Regions from separate parts of the Mus musculus genome. Here regions 2 and 3 are each linked to region 1. A link is a loop called in an ENCODE intact Hi-C map of the cell type or tissue named here. Cell type or tissue: heart. All regions are shown on one strand. Region 1 has its middle 27 kb from the start of Fdx1. Region 2 holds the start of Gm25562 (a small nucleolar RNA gene). Region 3 holds the start of Rdx (radixin).

What was found. Hi-C counts contacts between places; a loop is a spot of excess contacts. Peaks named below come from ENCODE experiments on the same cell type or tissue, not always from the same donor. Only the 100,000 strongest peaks of a DNase experiment are listed, where the experiment ranks them.
Region 2: a loop joins it to region 1, with 8 times the contacts of the local background. A loop is called at or near these places in 27 of 42 quality-filtered maps.
Region 3: it touches region 1 in a loop (3-fold over the local background); 15 of 42 quality-filtered maps call a loop at or near these places.

Annotation. Positions count from the first base shown.
Region 1 is chr9:51,986,630-51,994,629 of GRCm38, forward strand. No RefSeq gene overlaps it. Among named protein-coding and RNA genes, the nearest start is that of Fdx1, 27 kb to the left of the region's middle. In heart, CTCF peaks have their summits at 649 (motif pointing right), 4,388 (motif pointing right), 5,033 and 7,068 (motif pointing right); no DNase peak of the experiment used is centred here.
Region 2 is chr9:52,284,418-52,292,417 of GRCm38, forward strand. It overlaps Gm25562 (a small nucleolar RNA gene), which reads left to right and starts at 6,782; the gene lies at 6,782-6,914. In heart, a CTCF peak has its summit at 3,145 (motif pointing left); no DNase peak of the experiment used is centred here; H3K4me3 peaks cover 486 bases; H3K27ac peaks cover 647 bases.
Region 3 is chr9:52,046,924-52,054,923 of GRCm38, forward strand. Rdx (radixin) reads left to right here and starts at 1,018. Exons shown (of 14, transcript NM_009041.3): 1 at 1,018-1,509. It also overlaps the pseudogene Gm6981. In heart, CTCF peaks have their summits at 955 and 7,948; DNase peaks (open chromatin) are centred at 1,148, 1,268 and 1,848; H3K4me3 peaks cover 5,232 bases; H3K27ac peaks cover 3,561 bases.

The DNA of each region.
Region 1 (8,000 bases):
CAAAACCACAAGTATCCTTTTAGAACTCATCTAGAAGAGGAAGCAATGTTGCTTTGTGGTGAAAATTGTTGTGATGTAGCCACAAACCAAGGAATGCCAGCAGCTACCAGAAACTGGAAGATACGAGGCAGTGCTCTCCCCTGAAGCCTCAAGTGATGCTATGGATTGGCTGTAAAATGTATCCCACAACCTAGCAGTGTTTGGTCCCAAACAGTGGCATTGGTTCTAAAAGCTTTAAGAAGAGGAAGCTAATGCAAGGTAAGGCTAACAGCCACACTGCAGCGCTCCTTCTGGCTCCTGGTCCAGGGAGCACACAGCTCCTAACTCCTACTGCCACCATCTTGAGCTGTTCCTGCCACTGTGCCTTCTGTGTCATGATGGACTGTAAAACCATGAGTTAAAATACATGCTCCCAAATCACTTCCTGTCAGGCAAGTGGTTGTTGCTGATTCAGAGGGCATGAGGCACTGTCAACACCTTGATTTGGACAAATAAAACTAATTTCACACTTCTACTTTCAGAATTGCAAGAACAAGTTTCTGCTGGGAAAAAAAAAGATTTATTTTATTTTTAAATTGGTGTCTATTTCTTTGTGTGTGGGAATGGTATGCCTAAGTGCAGGTGCTCCTGGAATCCAGAGGAGGGCATTAGATCCCCTGTAGCTAGAGTAACAATGTCTGTGAGCCTCCAGACATGAGTACATGGGCCCTTGGTCAGAGCAGTCTATGCTCTAACTTAGTTCCTTTTCTATTGTCTTGATACAATACCACAAGCAAAGGTAACGGAGAAAAATGTTGCTGTGAAAATGGTCTGTAAAAGATCTCCTTTTAAGGGCAAGCCTGAATTCAAGGAGAACCTGTGACTCAGTTAAACTTCCCCTTGGCCTTCATTTCTCTAAAGCATACTTCAGGGCAATCTGATAGCCAAAGAAAAAATGCCTGTAGCTGTGCTTTTCGGGGAAGAGTGTCCATGAGGTATCTTTGAGCCCTATGACCTCCAATGCTCTAAATGAGGCCAGACACTCCCAGTGACTCAGTAACTCTGTTCTGTCCTTTAAATAGACCAAAATGTAAAATAAAGTTTCTCTCTTTTATCAGGAAAAGACCCCAAGAGTCTGTTTGTCTTTCTCTACTCATTTATTGCTCTTCTCTTCTTGGAGCTCCAAGTTTTAGCGTTTGCTACACTGGCAGAAGCAAACATTCAATGGCTGCTTACAGTTTCGGAGGGTGAGTCCATGGTCATCGTGGCAGGGAGGGTGGCAGCAGGCAAGAAGGCTCGGTGAGGGAACAGTAGCTGAGACCTTACATCTGGTCTACAGCAGCAACCAGATCAAGAACTCACTGGGAATGGAAACTTCAAGTGGTGACACATTTCCTCCAACAAGACGACACTTCTCTCTGCTTTCCAAACAGATCCATCAGCTGGGGACCAAGAGTCCATGTATGTGAGCCTCCAGGGGCCATTTGCAGCCAACCCATCTCAGTGTTCTTAACCACCGACTCATCTTTCCAGGCCTAACTTGCTGTTGCTTTAAGCCACTACTTCTATATTTATTTGTCACAACAGCTCAGGTCAATTAACATGCTCCCCTAGCCACCCAAGCTCCTCCAAGCAACAGTTAAAGAATGGAAGATTCATAAATACAGAGAGGAAATAGAAAAAGATTTTGACAATTATTAGAAGATGGCAAATTAATGGGTGAAAAGCAATTTAGCAGAGATAATAGCAACCAGAGGGTGTGAAGACATGGTCAGTTGTCAACAGAGGCCAAATATAGTCACCAAGTAGATGAGTAATGAGGCACCGGGCTGAAACAGAAGACAGGGTGAATGTACAGACACAACCAAGTCAATGCTGTGCCAAGAGCTAGGGGCATCCCTGGTGCTTACCTCCAGTCCAAGTCCTACCACTTGAACTTGTATTGTATATATCAGTTCTGCCCATATACTTTCTATTGGAAAGAACTAGTCACAAGCTTCTTCCTGGAGCAAGAGCTAAGAAGCACCACACAGAACAGACAGGCTTTTGTACAGCATCTCTGTACTTCAGAGGGAAGATGTACTTCATGAAGCTCCATGTCTGCTGCATGCTCTACAGCATGCCACCCTAAGATTTCAGATCTCAGAGGATCCTCAAAAGTTCCAGAAAAAACAAACAAACAAACAAACAAACAACAATAATAAAAACAGATCACATGCTACTTGAGGATAATCAATCTCACTGGCACCAAACTCTTCAATACCAGTACAGAATTACACATTCTCAAAATTCTGAGAGAAATGTATCTTGCCGCAGAAATGTCTATCATATCTAGCAAGCAATATTCCCAGAAGACAGTAGAAATGTATAATGAAGATGTTTAGGGAGAAAAGTAGAAATGATATTTACTTCATGTGTTGCCAAATTTGAGGGAAAACTATGATGAATAATTTGCCAAATGTTGAATTTCTTGGGGGAAGAGGTGATTGTAAAATAATATAATAAAACTAATAAGCCAGGCGTGGTGGTGCATGCCTTTAATCCCAGCACTCGGGAGGCAGAGGCAGGCGGATTTCTGAGTTCGAGGCCAGCCTGGTCTACAAAGTGAATTCCAGGACAGCCAGGGCTATACAGAGAAACCCTGTCTCAAAAAACAAACACAAAAACAAAACAAAACAAAAACCCTAATAAACTATTAAGTGGGGAGGGAATAGACATCCCTCGTTTTAATTTTTCTATTTTTATCATTGTAAATTGATGTTATAGTTGCATGTATTTATTGGGTACACAATGATGTTATGTGGTGCTGGAGACATGGCTTGGCTCCTAAAAGCACTTGCTGCTCTTCAGAGGATCCATATTTAGTTACCAGCACACAAATCATAAGGCTTAAGACCTGGTTTGTCCAGTTCTAGAGAATCCAATGCCCTCTTCCAGCCTCAGTGGGCTCCTGAACTCACATGGCATACATGCAAGACACATAGGTAATAAAAACCAAATCAACAAATTTAAGTAACATTATGACTTAAAAACACAATGAGGAACCAACCATTAAACCCCCTATAATTAGCATCTCAAATGCCTTATTTCTTGCGGTAAGAGCATTTGATGTTTTCTCATTATTCACCAGGCTTTGTAATATTTCAACATTTTAAAAGTAAAACTTGATTCCTCCTGTCTAACTGTGGCTATGTACCTACTGACCATCGTCTCCATATCTCTTTATCCTAGATTAGAAGATTAACAATTACCAATGTCAGGCTAAGCAGACTCTGTATAAAGAAGATATGATTGCATGCATCAGTGGTGAATAACAGCAGATAGATGTCATTAGATTTTCTTAAGATTTATTTGTATTCTTTTTAATTATATGTATGTGTGTGTGTGTGTGTATACATGTGGCTGTCCCCGTGAGGGTGACTCCTGGACTGCAGGAGTCCCTAGAGGCCAGAGGGGTGAGATACCTGAGACTAGAATTATAGACAGCTGTGAGATACCCAATGTAGGTGCTGGGAACTAAACACTGGTCCTCTGGAAGAGCAGCAAGTGTTCTTATCGACTGAGCCATCTCTCCAGCTTTTAAACTGAATGAATATTTCATAACTGTTCTGGAAAATAGGGGGAAGAGAAGTGAGGGAGAGCTGGAGTGGGAAAAGAAATTTAAAAAATCTCAATAATTTTCATTCTAGAATCATAGCCTATACACATATGCAAAGATCATGTACAAAGGACTTCATTATATTTATCACTGGAGAAGAAGTTGGAAAATGGAGATAACATAAATATTTGAGTGAGGCATAGTGCTATTCATTTATATTTCCAGCACTCAAAGAGACTGAGATGGGAGAATCACAAGCTTGAAGTCAACCTGGGCTACACAGTGAGACTATACCTCGAAACAGACAGACAGCAATAACCAAAAAGACTGGTTCGTCACATCTTAGTTAAACAGGATATGATGTAAATAAACACTCTTCAAATCAATCATCCCAATATGCTGGCATGGTATATGCCCAGATAATGAAAACAAAGCACAGACAAACACAAGAGACTCAGTGCACCAGGGGCTTTCCTCTGGCTGTGGCAGACTTCTGACAGCAGTAACTCAAGGGAAGAAAGTCGCATTTTTGCTCCTGGTTTCCCGGGACTATAGGTCACTATGGTGGAGAAAGCTTGGCAGCAGGAGCACGTCAGGCTATGGCTGTGGAAGCTGGTAGCTGGTCACAGTGGCCACTACAGTAGAAGCTGGTAGCTGGTCATACTGGCCACTACAGTAGACAGAAAGTCAAGAGAGCTACAGCTGAAACTCAAAGCTGGTATCGGCTTCAAGGGCCTGCTACCAATGACCTCTGTCAACTTGCCTGACCCCATGGTCAAAGGGACCACAAAGTCATAAAACAGTACCACCAGCAGGGGGCCGCATAGTCAAACACCCAAGAAACTGCTCATAGAGATTGATTGGCCTTGAGAAGGAGGCTGTGGAGGGGAAGGCAGGACAGGCATGGTCTCATATTTCACTGCATGCTATTTTGTCAGTTAAAAGTCTATGTTAGTGAGTATACTATTAAAATAAAAATTTTAAAGGAACTTTTTAAAAAAGAACCTTGGTAAAAGAAAAAAAAACCAAACCAAAACAAGTGTCTTCTAAACATGACCTTGGCACTATGAACTCAGGGTGGCTGTGGCTGCCTGCTCATCATCAGCCAACAGTTCAGCAGATGGGGGGGCGGGGGGGGGCGGCAGGCACACAGACCCCCCAACCCTGGCTGAGGAGCCCCTGATAGCTGATGGCTGCCTTGAAGTGACAGAGGGTCAGATTCCTTTAGGGGTGTGGCCTCTGGCAGTTGCCCATGATCCTGTGGTTGGTCCTACACTCATGCCTAGACTGGGAACATTAATTGGACTCAGCAGGTTATTTAAAAAAAAAAAAAGAAAATCTGACAGGAGTTAGGGGAAGAGGGAAGGGTGTGTGTGGTCATAATACATGAGATGATCAAAGAATACATTTTAAAATTATTTTTAAAAACCAACTCTCTTACTTTCAGCATGTTTCCTTTAGGTGGCAGCAACTGTATTTTCTGTGTGTGCAATCCAGCTGGCTTGCCCTTAGGACCAGATCAACAGAGTGTTTTCATATCTTGTTTTGTTTTTCCCTCTCACAAGGGAAAGAAAAAAAAATCCTTGGAATGCTAAGTATTCATTAATGAAACACATGGTCCAGAAATATATTTCTGTTGTACTATCCCAAGTCCTACTGTCATAAAAAGAAAGTCAAGACAGACCAAGAGGCTAGCAATCCCGGTGGTTATAAAGCCAATGGGAGGGTATTTACCAAACTGACAATGCTTGTTTGCATGGTAGACCAAAGAAGGGGTCGCTTGTTTTGCTCTGGGTTCTTCCAAATTTCCTACAGTGTGAAAGGTATTTCCTGCAGACTTGTTTATTGTAGTCCTAATCTGTGCCACTTTAGCCTGCTTAGGCCCAGGGGACCAAGACTTGTGTGCAATTGTACTCCAGTTGCCTTGCCCACGTTACTTGCACACCTGCTTAATGGAAGTGCATGGTACGGAGAAGTCAGAGCCTCTCATTCTCTCACTGACAGAGTCAATGAGGGTAAGTTCTTACAGAACTACTCCTGGTAGCTAACAGAAAGGGTATCTCTAAAACCAAGGCCGCAGAAGAGTCCTCTTGTCACTGGGAGGGTCTTGGGAGAAATTGAGCAGATCCTGCTGTGTCATTACAGTGCACAGGTCAGCTTGGCTGTGTGCTAGGCTTAAGAAAAGAGATCTGGCTGGGCGTGGTGGCGAACGCCTTTAATCCCAGCACTTGGGAGGCAGAGGCAGGCAGATTTCTGAGTTCAAGGCCAGCCTGGTCTACAGAGTGAGTTCCAGGACAGCCAGGGCTACACAGAGAAACCCTGTCTCAAAAGGCCAAAAACGAAAAACCCAAAAAAAAGAAAAAAGGAAAGAAAGAAAGAAAGGAAGGAAGGAAGGAAGGAAGGAGATCTGTTTCTGCTTTTTGAAGAGATGTATCAGCATGTTTACCTGTGAAACTAAGGACAAATCAAATGATACCTGGTGTGTAAATCTCCCAAACAGTGGTATCATAGAACACTAAGAAAAAAAGAGTAAGAATTTAAAAAATCCCATGCTGTATAATGCAGTTCTACCTCAGGGTATATACACCAAGACAGGAAAGTATATCTGAATGGATAATGGATATTTACACACTAATATTAATAGAATTATCCATAATAGCCTAAAGATGGAAGCAACCAAGTGTGAACAGATAGAGAAATAGATGAACAAAGTGTGGTAGGTGTACAAAGTGGAAAAGTATTTAGTCTTCAAAAGGGAAGAGATTCTCACAGTTGCTATAAGAGTCTTTAGACATTAAGCCAGTCACTAAGGAAAAAAATACCATAAAATTCTGCACAAATCAAGTCTAAAAAGCAGACAGACTTCCACAAATAGACAATAGAATATAAGTTGCCTGGAGCTGAGAGGAAGGAGAAAATGGGGAAATTCAGTTTTAAAGGTATAGAGTTTCAGTTTTGCAAGGTAGAAATAACTGTAGAGCTGAGCACTGGTGGTGGTAAATAGCAACATGAATGTTCTTCACAGAACTCCACCCTGAGAAGTGCATGACGTGGGAGCTGCTGTCCTGTGTGTTGGCCTGCAATGATAAGGTACCCAAAAAGACCAACCAGATTGAACCAGAAAGTAATGAATATTCCTCAGAACTTCACTGATGTCTTAAGATGAGTGGATTACATGTCAGCTACAGAATTGTTGTCATTAAAACTTTTTTTCTGGGCTGGAGAGATGGCTCATTGGTTAAGGGCACTGGCTGCTCTTCCAGAGGTCCTGAGTTTGATTCCCAGCAACCACATGGTGACTCACAATCATCTATAATGATATCTGGTGCCCTCTTATGGCCTGCAGGCATACATGCAGGCAGAACGCTGTATACATAATAAAAAAATCTTAAAAAGAAAAGAAAAGAAAAGAAAAAAACAAAACAAAAAAACTTTTTCCTTTTTTTTTTCATGTGTACATGTGATTTGCCTCCATGTGCATGCAATGACCGTAGGGGCCAGCAGAGGGCATCAGATCCCTTGGGACTGGAGTTATAGACTTGTGAGCTGCCACTTGGGTGCTGGGACTCAAATGCAGGTCTTCTGGGAGAGCAGCCAGTGTTTTTAGCTGCTGAACTGTCTCTAGAGCCCCTGTTCTGTAATTATGTACAGATGTCAATAATGAATGTTGACCTGTAACAAGGCCCTTTCTACATGATTGGGTCAGTGTTAAAGAATAATTTTAAATAATCAAAATTTGTCCTGTATGCTGAGTACTATGATTATGGTCATTTTAAGGCTCAGAAAACTGAGGTTTAGAAACTGTAAATATTTGTTCAAGGTTCATGAGTGACAGAGCCCTGATTGTTTTTTAACTAGGAATTGAACCTAAGCTTTCCCACATGCAGGCTACCGCTGAGCTAGCTCCTCAGCCAGATCTGATCTTGCTTTACTCATCTGAGTGCATGGTTCATTTCGTGGTTAGGGTTCTGTTTTGTGCAATCAGACATTTTGTATTCTTTTTGTCTTAAGTACTTCTTTAAATACTCTTTTAAAGATGGGGATCTCAAGTAGAGGACTCTAAATTATAAGGGCTTGGGGTGTGGCTCAGAGACAAAGTTTAGTAATAGAAAAATACTGGATTCAACCCCAAGAACCAAGGAGAAAAGGAGAAGAAATGCCATTTATGTGTTTGGGATTGAGAGTTCATTGGTACTTCTTAGAGAACTGTACAGAAGACAGAGCCTCAGCAAGTGTCTACTCATACCTAGCTGTAGAATTGGGGTGTCACGCCTAATTTTGGGGAAAGGGGCAGAGAACACACTAGTAGCCACAAACAGATAATTCTATAAGGTAATCTTAATGTCACTTTAAATTCTTTATTTTAAACTTTTCTCTTCTGTCTATCTATCAATCTATCTACCTATCATTTGCTTGTTTGGTT
Region 2 (8,000 bases), 300 kb after region 1:
ACACAGAGAAACCCTGCCTTGGAAAAACGGAAGAAAAAAAAATTAGAATCTCAACACAAGCCTCACAATCTAAGTCCCATCTAAGCAGCAAGGCCAACATTTAGAATTCGTATTCAGCCAGGAAAATAGCTAACCATGAGTAGAGATAAGAAAATGAACTGAATAGAAAAAAGTCCTCAACAGACACCAGGCCTAAGACTACAGATATGTTGGGGTTCCTATCTGGTCAGGATTTAAAAGCTTGTGAAAATCACAATGATTTATGAGTAGTTAGAAACACACTTGAGGGCTGGAGAGATGGCTCAGAGGTTAAGCACTGGCTGTTCTTCCAGAGGTCCTGAGTTCAATTGCCAGCAACCATGCGGTGACTCACAACCATCTGTAATGGGATCTGATGCCCTCTTTGGCATATGGGTGTACATACAGATAGAGCACTCCTAAACATAAAATAAATCTTAAACACACACACCCACACACCCACACCCACTCCCACACACTTGAAGCAAAGATACAACACTAGATATACCCAGGAAGTGTAAAATATAAAATAAAACAGAATAGATATTTTGGAGCTAAAACTAGAGTATCTGGCATAAATAAATCCATATGTAGTGGATACATACAGAGGAAGATGCAGAGAGCTACAAGATTGAAATTACCCATCCTAAGTAATAGAGCCAATACAGAATGAGAAAATACACAATGCATCAGGGGCCTGTGGGATATTTAAGTATTTAACTTTATATTGTTGAAATTATGGAGGAATAGAGACTAGGCATGAATGGAAAGTAACAGAAGTAACAGCTGGAGGCTTTATTTGGTTAAAAAGGTAAGCTGTACAGGTTCAAGGAGCTGGGAAGATCCTGAACAGGTAAATGCAAAGAAATCTCCAACAAGACACTTCACAGTCAACTGCTGAAAGAAAGCGAAAGGACACGTGACATCAGCGAAAGGTCGACTCCACCTCCCACTCACAAGGAAAAACTAATTCCAAGCTGACAACCCTTCCCGACACGATGCAGTCAGAGGTGGTACAATTTTCATGTCCTAGAAGGGAGAACTCTTAACCCAGAACTCTTTGTTCAGCAAAACTATGCTTTAGGAATGAGGTGTGTGTGTGTGTGTGTGTGTGTGTGTGTGTGTGTGTGTGTGTGTATGTTTGGGGGGTTGGGATTGTGACGTTTTCAAGAGAAAGATGGTAACAGAATCCGTCAACAGCAGCTCTTGGCACAGACACACCTGTACCGTTCCAATACCCTGGTTGCGCTGGCGTACCCTGGTTTTGCCGGGTACGAGTATTAGAGAATCCGGTAGGCAGAATACAAGGGACCCCAGCATCATTTCTTACAGCTGGATTTGAATCTACAATACACACAAATAAAAAGCTTAAGTAGAAAACGTTTTTAAAAGGCAGCAACAACCCCCCGTTTAGCACCTGAGATCATACCAATTTTTGGCGTAGAGAAGACGTTTAATTTCCTGAATGAATAAGAATTCTAAATGTTGGCCTTTCTGATCGGATGTGAGGGTGTCTTGGGACTCTGAAGCCCAGGAACCTTACAGCTCCGAGGTGGAACAGTGTCCCAGTGGAAAGGCATCCTGAGACATGGGAGCCCAGGAACCAGCCAGCTCTGGGAGGAAGCTGCCTCAGCAGAGACGGTGCAGGCTCCCAGGGGAGGGCATCCCTAACTGAGCTCAGGAGCTCAGGAGCCTCAGCCCTGCTCCTTCCCTTCTTCCTTTCATTGCTTCTTGGCTTCTTCTGATAAGATAGTCACACCAGGCAGCCAATCTCATAAAAAGAGATTGATTGGAGAGTTCAGGGAGAGGAGGGACAAATCCAGGAGTGGCTGGTTATGCTCCTGGGAGGGAACAGATAGCGCAGGGAATTAGACAAAGCACAGCCCTTATTTAGGGGTTCTGGTGGGGGTGGGATCTTTGTGACAGTTATTGACAGGGAGGTCTGGGGGAGGGGCTTGGCTGCTGGATTTCCTCAGCCTTCTCCCCCATTTCCTGCCTTGAAGCTTTACAAAGTTTGCAAAGTTTATAAAGTTTACAAAGGGAGTTCACAGCAGGGAAAGCCTTCCTTGCCTCTTAAGTGACCCGAATAACCAACACTGAACATGGAAATATTTATTTGATATTTATTAAGGATTTTTTTTTGCCGGGTACGAGTATTAGAGAATCCGGTAGGCAGAATACAAGGGACCTCAGCATCATTTCTTACAGCTGGATTTGAATCTACAATACACACAAATATATATATATATATTTTAAATAAATATATCTCTGTATATCCCTGGCTGTCCTGGAACTCACTTTGTAGACCAGGCTGACCTCGAACTCAGAAATCCACCTGCCTCTGCCTCCCAAGTGCTGGGCTTAAAGGCGTGCACCACCACTGCCCCGCAAGGATTTGTTACCTTAAAACTTGCAGCGGAGTGTAGTACTCCTCCTGTCCCTCCTGTCTCATGACCTGTAGATAGCTCGCTTTCTCCCCTTTCCTCTGATTTGGTTTTGTACTTTTATTTGTTCAGGGAGCTTTAGATAACTAAAGAAATCACGTTTTCTTGAAATACCTAAGTGCTCACAGAAACAGAAATTTTTCATTTTATTTTCCAAAAATTTTTCTTATTTTTTTCTTTTCTTTATTTATTGTGGGTGCCAATATGACACGTTTTGTCCAGCTTGACACATTATTGAGATACAAATCTTAGCCAGTACAAAATTTAAGGTACTGGGCTTCCGTGTTTCTGTAAACTAACATCCAATGAATATTTTGGAAATGCATCCCCTCACCCCTTCCCCTTGGAGGAAAGAAGAGGGCCGTACTTCTGACCTGTTTGCAGGAACTACGAGGGAGGATTCAGGTCCCCACTGCTAGAGGTAATCTCTGCAGCCTGGTAGGCGCGACTGTTGTAAATGTATCTCGGAGAGACACATTTCCGCGCACAGAACTCTTTCCAACTTCACAGCTTCAAAGCCAGTAGAGTACACAAAGCAGGCTACGAAGGCAAGATTATTGGGCTGACGATCGATCAATGCTTCTAAGAGAAAAGGTGCAAAACCACACTTTTGTAGTCATAAATACAAGTGTGGGAGCCTGAAGCCATTTCATTACAAATCTGTGGAGCAGTGCCATCTAGTGGTCAGAGTTTGCCTTGCCGAATGAAGAAAAGTTAGAATGAAGAAAGTTAGAAAGAAACAGGGTTTCAGTAAAGTTTTCAGGTAAACTTGGTAACAACATTCATAAGTGTTCATAAGGTGTCTTCAGAACCGAAGGAACAGGTCCACTTCCACGGCTCTTCGAAGGGACCTGGGTAAAGAGCCATTCAGATACCTTGTGGTGGAACGTCTGTTTCTTTACTTTGGCTGTCCCCATCTCCTTTTCCATTCTCTTGATCTTCTGTACTGTAAAGCTCCCTGGTTCTTCTGAGCTCAATGCATCATAGACTCATTAAGAACAGTCTCGAGCTGAGCTTCCATCAAGATGTGCCATCTCCTAGCAACCTGCGTCTTTTCTGCGGGATGAGATATTTCCCACTAGAACTGCATCAGACTCTCTGGATCTCCTAATGTGGAGTTGAAGCCGTTACATTTCCAGCTCTGAGGAGAAGTGAAAGTTGTTTAGGGAAGTTTGCTCAACAGAGTCAGGCTACTCATTTCTGGATTGTTCTGGGTCAGGAAGAGCCAGTAACATTCTGTCCACCAGCCCTCAGCGTCCCATTTCACAACGGCTCCCTCACACCAAACATTTGTCCTTATCTTTAGGTTGTTCTTTTGCTATTTCTCCTTTGCTGGAAAAGTTATGCAGATTACCATCTCTTCAGGGAACTACAGCTCTGACTTTCTGCAATTCTCTCTGTCAGGTAAAGATGTTCCTTAGAGACTGTGGAGCAGTGTGTGGAGAAGGTGAGATAAAAAGGAGTTTCCCTAGCCTGTAGGTAGGGGCGGAGGTAAACCGCAGTTTACAATTCAAATTGCTTTAAGGTGACTTAAAAACAGTCTTTTCCAAAAATATTTTTAGAATTCTATACTATAAAGAATGCATGAAACACCTATGGTTTTGAAAAGAAACGGTATGAAAAGAAAAGAGAAGGAACCACTGTAACAAACCAAGTCTAACCAAAACAACAACAACAACAACAACAACAACAACAACAAAACAAAAACCAAAAAACAAACAAGCCCAGATTGTGGGATGACCTTAGCTGATGTGCTGAGTTCAGTAGAGTTGCCCAGGGGTTACCTGCACAGTGAAGCTTGATTTGAGACACTAAACTTAGAGAAGCTGATTTGGGCCCCTAGTCTTGGAGTTAGTCTCTGAAGAGATGAACCTCAGCTGTGCTGTGTGGATGAGGCGCTGCACATGGTAGCAGCTCTGTGGTGATCTCTAACTACATTACAACTGAGCGACAGAGAGACAAGCATGCCGTAGTCCCCTTGAGAACACACCCTCAATTACCTAAAGCCTCCAGCCAGACCTCTCTTAAAACGTCTACTATTTCCCCATAGTTCCACTCTGAGGATCGAACCTTTAAGACATACGTGTTTGGGGGGGGGGGCATCTAATGTTCACTCTAAAGCAAGACCTGTGCTAAGCCCTTTTACATCGTAACACATCCGATCCTCTTAGCAATCTTGATATCTTCTCCTCTTTCCTACCCTCACTTTACAGATGAAGACGTAGAGGCACAGGGATTATCCAGAGTGTTAATGTTGCCTAACTGGAAGGCAGTCCCACTCAAATCTCAGATTGAAATGAAAGGACTGAAGTTGCGCTCTGGCTGTGTGCTTACGACAAGTCACCCCTGTCATTGCCTAACCCAAGAAATGGGGTGACTACTCTGTGTCCTGTGCTGGGCTATTCATTTACATATGTGCTGAGTGTTAACCACGTGACAGATAGAGACACAACTGTGAGGGTGGATATCTTCTTTCCTTCATAGATCTTGTGTCATACTGAGAAAGGAAGAAAAGATAATGCAAAGAACCCTTAAACACATAGGTGTGTGTGTGTGTGTGTGTGGGCAAGTCATGACAGATTTCCCAGTGAAGGCAGCAATGCAGGGGCTGAGTCAGGGCAGTAAGGCTAAGGACAAGAAGGGCACACAGCGGTGTGACTGCTCTCACTCTTCATGAGGCGTGGGCTGGTCAGGCAAAGCTGAGGAGGCAACATGTTGACTGGGACCCGGAGAAACACTGGAGACTATGGGGGATAAGACAGTCTCACCCAGGATGACACATGCGAAAGCCATGTGGTCCAGAGTAAAGGAGCTATGCTGAGAGTAGACTGGCATGGGCTCATTAGCCAAATTACTGATTTGAACCTATTCTTTTGTGTTTTTTCTTTTTTGTGTTCTGGTGTGTGTGTGTGTGTGTGTGTGTGTGTGTGTGTGTGTATGTGTGTGTTTTGTGTCCTGTTTAATCAAAATTTTGCAGTTCTTTTTTTCTTCAGACACTAGGCTATGGGCAAAGAAGGTTGAATGACATTTTTCTTTAACATTAGCTCTCTATTTATTTCTTATGTTTATCTTTCTCATTTACCCAAGCAATACATAACTATTGTGAAAAACAGGTAAGTGAAATAAAAATTATTAAATGCCAAAAAGCCCCCTGTGCAGAAGTAAACATTATCATCATGTTAATGTATACAAACTTGCTCCCCTGTAGTCTTTCTTCCCTCATAACTTATGTAATTTACCACCAGGCAGGGGGAGAAAGCCCTAGCAGGAGGTGGACTGGCTAAGGAAGTCGTTTGTGCTTCCTCATATTCATAGTTTGCAAAATTTACTAAAAGATTTTGGCTTTAACATTACCAACACAGATTCACTTTTAAAGAATTATATGTCGAGAAGAAAAGAATTGTATGCCTTAGAAAATATATAGTCTGTGATACATATATTATGTGTATATCTCTGCGATATATAAAAGTCTATATATTTTCTCTAAATATATATTTTAGAAACAGGGTTTCTCTACATAGTTCTGGCTGTTCTGGAACTCACGATGTAGAACAGGCCAGTCTTGAACTCACTGAGATCCACCTACTTCTGCCTCTCAAGTGCTGGGATTAAACATACATGCCACCATGTTCTTAATGTTTCAAAAGGACATTATATAATTGCCTGATTAAATAATTTCTACAAACTTTATGTGTACAAGTGTTTGCCTACACATACGAATGTGCACCACATATGTGCCTGGTGCCATCAGGGACCAGAAGAGAGACTCAGATCCCATGGAAATGAAGCTCTGGATAGTTCTGAGCCACCATGTGGGTGCTTTGAGTCAAACCCTGGTCCTCTGAAAGACCAGGGAATGCTGCTGAGCTATCCCTCTAGCTTCCTAATTAAACAATTGTTGGCTCTTGTTTAAAGTGAACATTGGTGCCAGGCTCTTTAGAAAAAATTGAAAGCTGTAAGGACTGTGGTGGCTTAGTTGATAGCAAGACTTCTGCCCATGCTGGGGTTGGAGAGCCATTTTCCTCTTGTTTTCTCTCTTGCCCATCTTTCTAAGGCAATCCTTCACCAGGTAGAGGTTAAGAATAGCTCTACGTCACTTAAAAACATTGAATAACTTAACAAGTGCATGGAACATGGTAGACACTCAGTGCGTGCCATTTCCTCTTCTCTCTGTTCTCTCTTCTGAACCCAGGAACACAAACGCTACCTTGTTTGTTTTCTCAAAGTTGATGAAGAACTTCTGCACCCTTCCTCTCCCCTTCCCACCTCCTCTACAGCATTACCAGGCTACCAGCTTTATTAATTAAAAACTATTATTTCCTGCTCCCAGGGTCGTTGCAGGTAATGGCTTCTGGGTCACGTGTGGGTCAGTAGGTGGCAGAGAGGAGAAAGGCTACATCTATGCTATGTGCTCTGACCTGTGAACATCTGAACAATTAGGAGCCTAACATTCCCTGAAAGAATTGAGCTTGAGGCAAACACCAGTCCTCCACCAGGTGACTAGGACACGGAACTGTCCTCTGAGACCATGGTGGGATCCTGGCTTGTGTTGCCATGGGAGTTGGGGAGGGAAGTGGGGAGGGGTAGGGGAGGGAAGTGGGGAGGGGTAGGGGAGGGAAGTGGGGAGGGGTAGGGGAGGGCACAATCTGGATCTGGAAGCAGCAGGGTTCTTTTTTTTTTAGTTAATTTTTTTAAATTGGGTATTTATTTTATTTCCATTTCCATTTCCAATGCTATCCCAAAAGTCCCCCCCCCCCCCGCACGCTCCCCCCCCCACTCCCACTTCTTGGCCCTGTCGTTCCCCTGTACTGAGGCATATAAAGTTTGCACGACTAATGGGCCTCTCTTTCCACTGATGGCCGACTAGGCCATTTTCTGATTCATATGCAGCTAGAGACACGATCTTCAGGGGGTACTGGTTAGTTCATAATGTTGTTCCACCTATAGGATTGCAGATCCCTTTAGCTCCTTGGGTTCTTTCTCTAACTCCTCCATTGGGGGCCCTGTGGTCCATCCAATAGCTGACTGTGAGCATCCACTTCTGTGTTTGCTAGGCCTGGGCATAGTCTCACAAGAGACAGCTATATCAGGGTCCTTTCAGCAAAATCTTGCTAGTGTATGCAATGGTGTCAGCGTTTGGAAGCTGATTATGGGATGGATCCCGGGTATGGCAGTCTCTAGATGGTCCATCCTTTTGTCTCAGCTCCAAACTTTGTCTCTGTAACTCCTTCCATGGGTGCTTTGTTCCCAATTCTAAGAAGGGGCAAAGTGTCCATGTTTTGGTCTTCATTCTTCTTGAGTTTCATGTGTTTTGCAAATTATATCCTATATCTTGGGTATTCTAAGTTTCTGGGCTAATATCCACTTATCAATGAGTACATATCATGTGAGTTCTTTTGTGATTGGGTTACCTCACTCAGGATGATGCCCTCCAGGTCCATCCATTTGCCTAGGAATTTCATAAATTCATTCTTTTTAATAGCTGAGTAGTACTCCATTGTGTAAATGTACCACATTTTCTGTATCCATTCCTCTGTT
Region 3 (8,000 bases), 60 kb after region 1:
TAGTGTACTACTTGGGACTCCCATGACATTTTTACTGTCCCTATCTTTGTTGCACCCGTGGGGAGAGGGTCCACAAGTATTCAGTTGGTGGTCTCAGAGAACCACCTAAACCTGTTTTGGCTACAAAGCACACAGCTGGTTCCCATCCTTGAGGAATTTGCAATCTAAAGACTTCTGAGATTAACCTGGAGTCTCTGGGGGCTTTTTAATTGTTTAGTGAGGTCTCTTGAGGGTGAAGGTGGTAGCTCACTGAGGAGGAAGCTCAGAGAAAGGATCTGCAGAGTCCCTGGAAGAGCTACTGTCTCAGGAAAGGCAAGTCTAAGGCTTCCCTAAAGATGGCGTATTTGTCCTGTAAGAATTACGTACATTCGCGTTATATTTGTATTGACAGTTCGTTTACGAAAGAGGTATTGAGTAAACGGAACGCGGTAGGCAGGTAAGGATTGAACCATTGCTGTGTGTACAAGTGGCACCAAGTGTTACTCTAAATCCCAGCAGAAAGTACTGAGGGCAGGCAGCACCGAGGTAACCCCACCAGAACGCAGCCTCGGTCTCTCTCTCTAGCGAGTGGATACAGTGAGACTATGGTCAGACTGGTAACTTTTTCCAAGTCTAGAATAATTTAGGTTTGGCTGCTCTTTGGGCCCTACTTCCAACTTTTTTTTTCCTTTCTCAGCCTACTCCTTCTAACCGCCAAGGAAGGAGTATCCCTGCTAACAACAAGAACAAAAAACCTGATCGCATTATAGGGTCATACCCACTGGCGTTTTGAGGGAAGTTAAAAACACTGCAAAATTTAAAACCAACCAGCCTTTCTAGCTGGTTAAAAACCTGCACACATTAATGTTCTTTTTGTTGTAAACACTGGGCCCACTTCCCTCTCCTAGCCCGGGATCCTGCAGCCTAGCACCGAACTGCACCCTGGAGCGGCTGCCGAGGGGATCCCCCCTCCTCCCGGGAACAGCTCCACCTCGGGGGCGCTGGAAACGCCCTCCGTGAGTTCCCTGGCACCAGCGGGAGTTTCAAGTTTCCACTCGCGGGGCGGGGGCAGGCGGCGGGCGCGCGGCGAGCTTCGGGCCGCGCGGCTCCGCTTCGTTCACTGCGGGCTTCGGACTCGGGCTGGCCCGCGGCGTCCTCGTCCCGCGGGGAAAGCTTCGCGAAGGCCCCGCAGCGCGTATTCTCCCCCCAACCCCCGGCTGAGGCCCACTCGATTCCGCCCGGGGCGGCCGGGAGACACGCTCGCGGGGTTGGCGCTCGAGCCCCGGCCTCGCCCCGCCACTGGCGGCCCGCGGGAGGAGGGGGCGCAGGGCGGCCCCGCCTTCCCCCCCGAGGAGGCGCCGGGCGGCCATATTGCCGAGCTGTCTGCGGCGGCTGCGGCGCGTCTTCTCTCAGGCGGCTCAGGGCTCGCACCGCCGACTCTCCGCTCGTTCGCCGCCAGCCACGACGCCCCCGCCGAGCCGCGCCTCAGCCAGCCGGCGGCGGGCAGGGAAGGAGCCACTCATTTTCGGGGTAAGCCCTGCTCGGCGCGCTCCCCCGTCCCAGGCCCCGGGGGCCGCTCTCCCCGCCGAGGCGCTGAGGTGGCGGCCAGAAGTTGCCGGGCTGTGGCGCCGCGGCCCGGGGCCTGGCGCGCCTCACAGACGGACTCGCGCCTGGCCGCCCTAGAGGCGCCGTGGTCGTTAACGGCTGAGCCACGCCACTTACCCGGAGTCTCCCGCCGCGCCGTCCGCCGTCGGCCTGGCCGCCCCGTGCGTCGGGCGGTGCGGGTTCCCGCCGCCGTGGACTGGGCCCGGGGCTCGGGTCGGCGCGCCCTCGGGGGCCGCATGGAGCGTAGGTCGCACGCTCTCTCGCAACCCGGGGACGGGGACCGCGAGGCTAGAACTTCTCCCCCGGCCTCCCGTTTGAAAGTCGGGGTGTTGGATTACTAGAGAGCGTGCGGACGCGCGAGCCGCGGAAAGGCCGTCGCGTTGCCGGGTCCCGCCGCGCAAGCCCGCGAGGCCAGGCCCGGGCTCCCGGCCGCCCTTACCTGGGGCTGCAGTCACGGCCCGCGCCCTCCGGGCCCCCCGGCTTGCCCGCACCGCGGAGTCGCCTGGCGCACAGTGAGCAGACCCCACCAGGAAACTCAGCTTTTCTGCCTTTCGGGGCTCCCAAACTCCCATCGCCCAGCCAAGTTTGAAAGGGAGTAGTGCGTTATTTCAGTTGAATAGTCCGTTCCTACACAGATGTTTCTGTAAACGTTGCCAGGATTCTGGGTGGTTTTGTTTTTTTTTCCTCCCTCCCCAGAAGAGTGGTTATTCATTGGAAATGTGTTTTAAGAGGTCAAGTTTATAATTTTTTTTTTTAAAGTACAGTTGAGATTTTGTAAAAAGAGGTGTGAGGGAGATGCCCGGTTGGCTGTGCGGAGGCACCAAGATTTGCATGATGTAAATGTAAAAGCCGAAGATAACAAGGGTTTATGTGATAAAAGAATACTTGGACACTGCAATCTATTGTTGACCGAGCATCTTTTTTTTTTTAATAGAATACTTATAAGACTGTGACGAAGCACAGAATAAACAATTGCCTTGTTCATTTTGCTGCATAAATAATGGCTTAATCTGCTTGCCAAAACTGCCCCATCAGATCTGAAAAGAGAGCCTAATGTTTAGGATTGCGGGCTTTTTTTTAATCTTTAGAATTCTGTCACTTGCACCAGTGTGTACTTTATCTTTCATAATAATAATTTCTTCAAATATGACAAAATGCAGACTCCTTTTCAGATTGTCAGTATGCTGTGAAAAGAACCACAGTGGCTTTCATTGCATAGATCCCTTTGAAAACTGTATTTTGGAACATTACTCGGGTAGTCATTAGGAAGTCTTTAGCTTGTCTGCGTGAGGAGGAGTTGCCCTCTGTGGGCCCTACAAACTCATTTGCTCATCTGTAGCTTCACACGGGAGAGAATGGAGGAGGGGCTCAAGAGATGTTTGTAGAGTAGATTTAATAGATTTTGCTGTGTGGAAAAAACACATGAATCTTAATTTTGTGGGGATTATGATTACCTGGGTAATTACACAGCTTCATTGCAGCATTTCTGTGTAATGGGTGGGGACAACAGGTTTGCTGTCTCCTTCTCTTAGTAGCTGTTAGTAGTTGGGGGTAGGGGGGATGGGAGATAGGTGCACCAACTGAGTTTTGTTCCTTGCTTCACCATTCCCAAGAGCAGAATGTATTTTTATTAACTGGTTTTTAATCTCTGGTGACTGGTTGGAAGACTTATTTTCACTTTTTCAATCTCTTAATATAAAATTATGTGCAGTCTAGTATAGTAGATCTGAAATGTTGAGTGATGATGAGAGTTCAGAGTTTTCACTTAAAACTTAACACACTTTAAATTGAGCCATTTAAAAACAGGGTGGCAAATCTTAACTTTTTTCCCTAAGGACCAGGGCTTTTAAAATATTGTTCCATTGAGGTAGAGAAGGCTGAGCTGTGTTGTTAAAGCATATCTGTAGGGTATAGGCAACAGTTTTCTGTTATTGGTGCAGCCTGGGAGATTAAGTCACTCTTCTTGGATAGCTTGGGTCTCTTATTGCTGCAATCTGGGAAATAGGAAATCACTCTTGAATGACTTGGGCTCCCTGCAAATCAAAAGTTGGCTGGTACTACTCTACCCTGTTGACATCCCGAATTGGGAGCTGGCTTAAGTTGCTGCTCTATAAGGTTATTTTAAGTTTCTAGACCATAGGAGTCACTAGAGGGTGTTCTGGGAAAGCCCTGACTTCAGACTCCAATAGGAAGCTCATCCAGTCTGACCTCAGAGAGTTATTCTTTTCTATCTCTCGTGTGTTTTACAGCTATCCTCTCTGTCGCATTCATTAAGTTTCTATGTGTTTCTTAGTATTTTTATGGATGTATATTTTAAATCATTAAAAATTATAAAAAATCATGTACTACATTGGTAAAGTTATAACACCCAGAAATATGTAAAGTCATAGAGTAAAAGGCTTGTCTTCATGCCCAAAACTCTGCAGTCCTGTCCATGGCCCATTTTTCATAGTAATTGCCTTGTGTATAGAATGTGGCAGGTAGTGTTCCTGCAAGGATGAGCATACCCTATTCTTATCTATGGGTCTCAAGTCTGTTAGTATAAGGTTGTGCTGTAGCAAACCTTGACATGGGATTACTTATATTAAACAGCAAGTATATTATATATTTCAAATTCTCATCATCTCAATGTGTACTGGCTAGTTTTGTGTGTCAATTTGACACAGGTTGGAGTTATCACAGAGAAAGGAGCTTCAGGTGATGAAATGCCTCCATGAGACCCAGCTGTAAGGCATTTTCTCAATTAGTGATCAAGCGGGGAGGGCCCCTTGCTTCCCCTGGCAAGCTGAGCAAGCCAGGGGAATCAAGTCAGTATAGTAGCACCCCTCCATGGCCTCTGCATCAGCTCCTGCCTCCTGACCTGCTTGAGTTCCAGTCCTGACTTCCTCTGGTGATGAACAGAAACATGGAAGTGTAAGCTGGATAAACCCTTTCCTCCCCAACTTGCTTCTTGGTCATGATGTTTGTGCAGGAATAGAAATCCTGACTAAGACACCATGAAATTAATGGAATTTGCTATACTAATTTTCAGAAGTATTGATTGTGTAAGTACATTGGTTTATGATTAGTGGTTAGGTTTACTTTTTTCCTTTCTAAAGTATAGTGCAAATTCTCAGTAAAAATTTGTAAACACATCTCACACACACATAAGCATAGAATGTCTTTTGAAACAGGTTTATTATTTATAGCAGCATTTATATGTATTTTTTTTTTAAACCTGGAAACTATTTAGAAAGGAATAGTTGTCTATGTGATTAATTTCTTCTGTCTTTAATAGTAGACTCTAGCTAGTAACCAGATTAGTGGAAAAGGTGGGGGTTATATGGGTTTTCTCCACACTAAACAACAATGTGTATAACAGTGCTTGCAAATTCACCAATTTAAAATAACTAGAATTTTTGTTTTTATTTGTATTGAGTCAGGGTAGCCTTGGCTGTCCTATACCTTGCTATGTAGACCAGGCTGGCCTGGAATGCACTGAGGTTTTCTGCCTCCAGAATGCTGAGATTAAAGGTATAAGCCACCATACCTTTAAATAACATAGTTTTGTTGAGTAGGTATTTGCTATAAATTTGTGTATGAGTAAGCTTTGTCTTTTTCCTTATAGTTGACCTTTTAAGTATAATTCTAAATTTATATGTATTAAGTTTTATGTATGTAAACACTGTCACTAAATTTGTACATCTAGTGAGTGATATAACCAGACAGTGCTGACTACTTTTCTTTATGCTTTCTCTACATTGGAAATAATAGAGTAGTAAAGTTAATTTACTTGGAAAGATTGGGAACTGTTTTGTGTATTAGCCAGTTAAACCCAGCAGGCCAAATCCAGCCTGCTCACATTTTTGTAAATAAAGCTTTATTGGCCAGGCAGTGGTGGCCTTTCATACCTTTAATCCCAACAGGGATTGGGAGGCAAAGATAGGCGGTGAGGGAGGGCAGGTTGGTCAAGGCTACATGGAGAAACCCTGTTTTGAAAATCCCAAAATTAAAAACTTAAAAGTTTTATTGGAACTTGTCCATGCTGATTGTTTGTCTGTGGCTTCTCTTGAGCCATGATGGCAAACCATATGACTTACAAAACCTGAAATAGTTCTTTGCCTTTCTGCAGAGAGAATTAGCTTTCCTCCAGTTTGAAAGAAAAACAACAAACAACAACAAAAGCTCTACTGTATTGAAAGAATGTTTTAAACTGGGCCTTGTGGTACAAATCTATGATCCTAGCTGCCCTTGGATGAGGCAGGGGATTGCATGTTCAAGGTCAGTCTGGACAATTTAGCTCTCCATCTCAAAATAAAAAAATAAATAAATACAGGGCAGCAGATAGAGGTCAGTGATAGCGTACCTAATAGGATCCAGTCCCCTCGGTGGGGTGGACATGGGTACGGTTTTACATACAGTACAAAGGAGTACCACATTAGTATTTTCTCTGAGAGTGGGGGGTAACTAACTTTATAAATTGTACTACTAGTAATTGATATTCTAGAGGATTTTTTTTTTCTCTAAATTTTAGTTACTTCTAAACTTAGTTATTATTGGCTTTCAGGACCTTAAATGTTTCTTTTAACTTTTAAAAAGTTGAAATTAAATAAGAGATTTGCTACAAGTGAATTTGTAAGGTTTTGAGTCTTTACATCATTTAAGATACACTGAGTGAAAGTAATAGTAAATTCTCAACTCTGGCCTGGGGCCTTCTCCATTAGCTTAGACTAAGATGGTTTTTTCCTTTGGTTAGTTGTAGGATGAGTTGAGTACCTTGTCTTGATACAAAGTATCAAAGGGAATAGGGGAGGATTCGTTTTCAGAAGCTTCTCCCAAGAGGTTTTCGCCTTGGCCAGGATTGTAGCATGTTCTATATCTCCTACATTTGCCATTGCTGATCAGATTGTTTTCTTTTGATTTTGTTCCATTATTTTCCTAGTAATATACCAAATGCATTGAATTCTTTTGTCCCCAAGTGGAAAAAGAGCCAAAGTGATCTGTCATATATTAGTAATGCTTAAATGAACATGCAGCTAACATTCTTGGTTCAGAACTTAAATTATAATATGAAAAACATTAATTGCTGTTAAAAATGCTTTATTAAATTATTCTACAGGACTAAATCCAGCCTCCTGCCAGGTTTTACAAGTAAAGTTTTTTTTGAATGATTGCAACATAAGACTATGGCTTATGAAATCTAACATGTTTATTTACCTGGCCCTTTACAGAGAAAGTTTGCTGAACTTTTTTTTTTAAAGTGTCAGTCATGTATCCAGGCAATTGTTACACTATGGTACACTATGCATTTAGGATGGAAGAGATCCTGAGGTGTTGACAGTGTAAAAAAACACGTGCCATACTGAATATCTTAAAAGTGTATTAAGTGGGATTATGGAGTATGTCAGCTGGAATTAGTATTAGTGTATAAAGTTCAAAGAATTCTCTGTGATGTCAATTCTGGATATTTCTTGCTTTCTATTTTTTTAAAATTTTAAATATTCCTGTTTCTGTAAATTAATAATCTTTGAATAAAAGACAGGTGGAGTAGATGTATTTGTCCTTAATAAAGAATCCCCCCCTTTATAAAATGGACAATGAAGCTGTACAGCATCTTAGGGTTAATTGACAGTGTCTTTTCAAGTGTGTTATGTCTGTAGGCTAATATGTCTGAGGATAGCTATGTGCATCCCAACACATCTATAGATGACAGTGCCATGTTGAAGTGTCAAAAGTTGGACACTCATTGTAGGGGGGAATGGATTGAATTTTCTTCGATGTCATGAGAACTGATACTTAAATTTTTTAGGTTCTATATTTAAAGAAACTATACAAACTTAGTTTGGTTTTAAGTAGAAGTGTATATATTGGAAAGATTACTATATGTACCTCAAACAAGCAGCATGATAATTATAGTCATTATTAAATGTGACATTTAATTCTTTAATTCAATAAAATAACTGAAATGGTTTTAGAACAAGATATAGTAAGCTTTATTATGTTTGTGTTTGTTGTCTCATTGATTCTTACTAGCTTGGCCATTTTATAACATTAAGATGAAAAGAAAATGTTGTCCTTGAAAAATAACAGCTAAAGTATTACCTATAGCCTAGATCCTCATCAAAAGCAACAAAACCCTGCTACTGCTAAATAATGTCTAATGTCTCAAAAAATATAAGGTGTAGAGATATTTGTGAATACAATGTTGAGTCTTTGGTTCTTTACTGCTACATGAGTCTGCTTTTCTCTTCCCATTTCTAACGGCATAAAAATGTTTGTTTTATATTTATTTATTTTATATCTTAGTACACTGTCCCTGTCTTCAGACACAGCAGTAGAGGTCATCAGATCCCATTACAAATGGTTGTGAGCCACCATGTGGTTGCTGGGAATTGAACCTAGTCAGTCTCTTAACCACTGAGCCGTCTCTCCAGTAC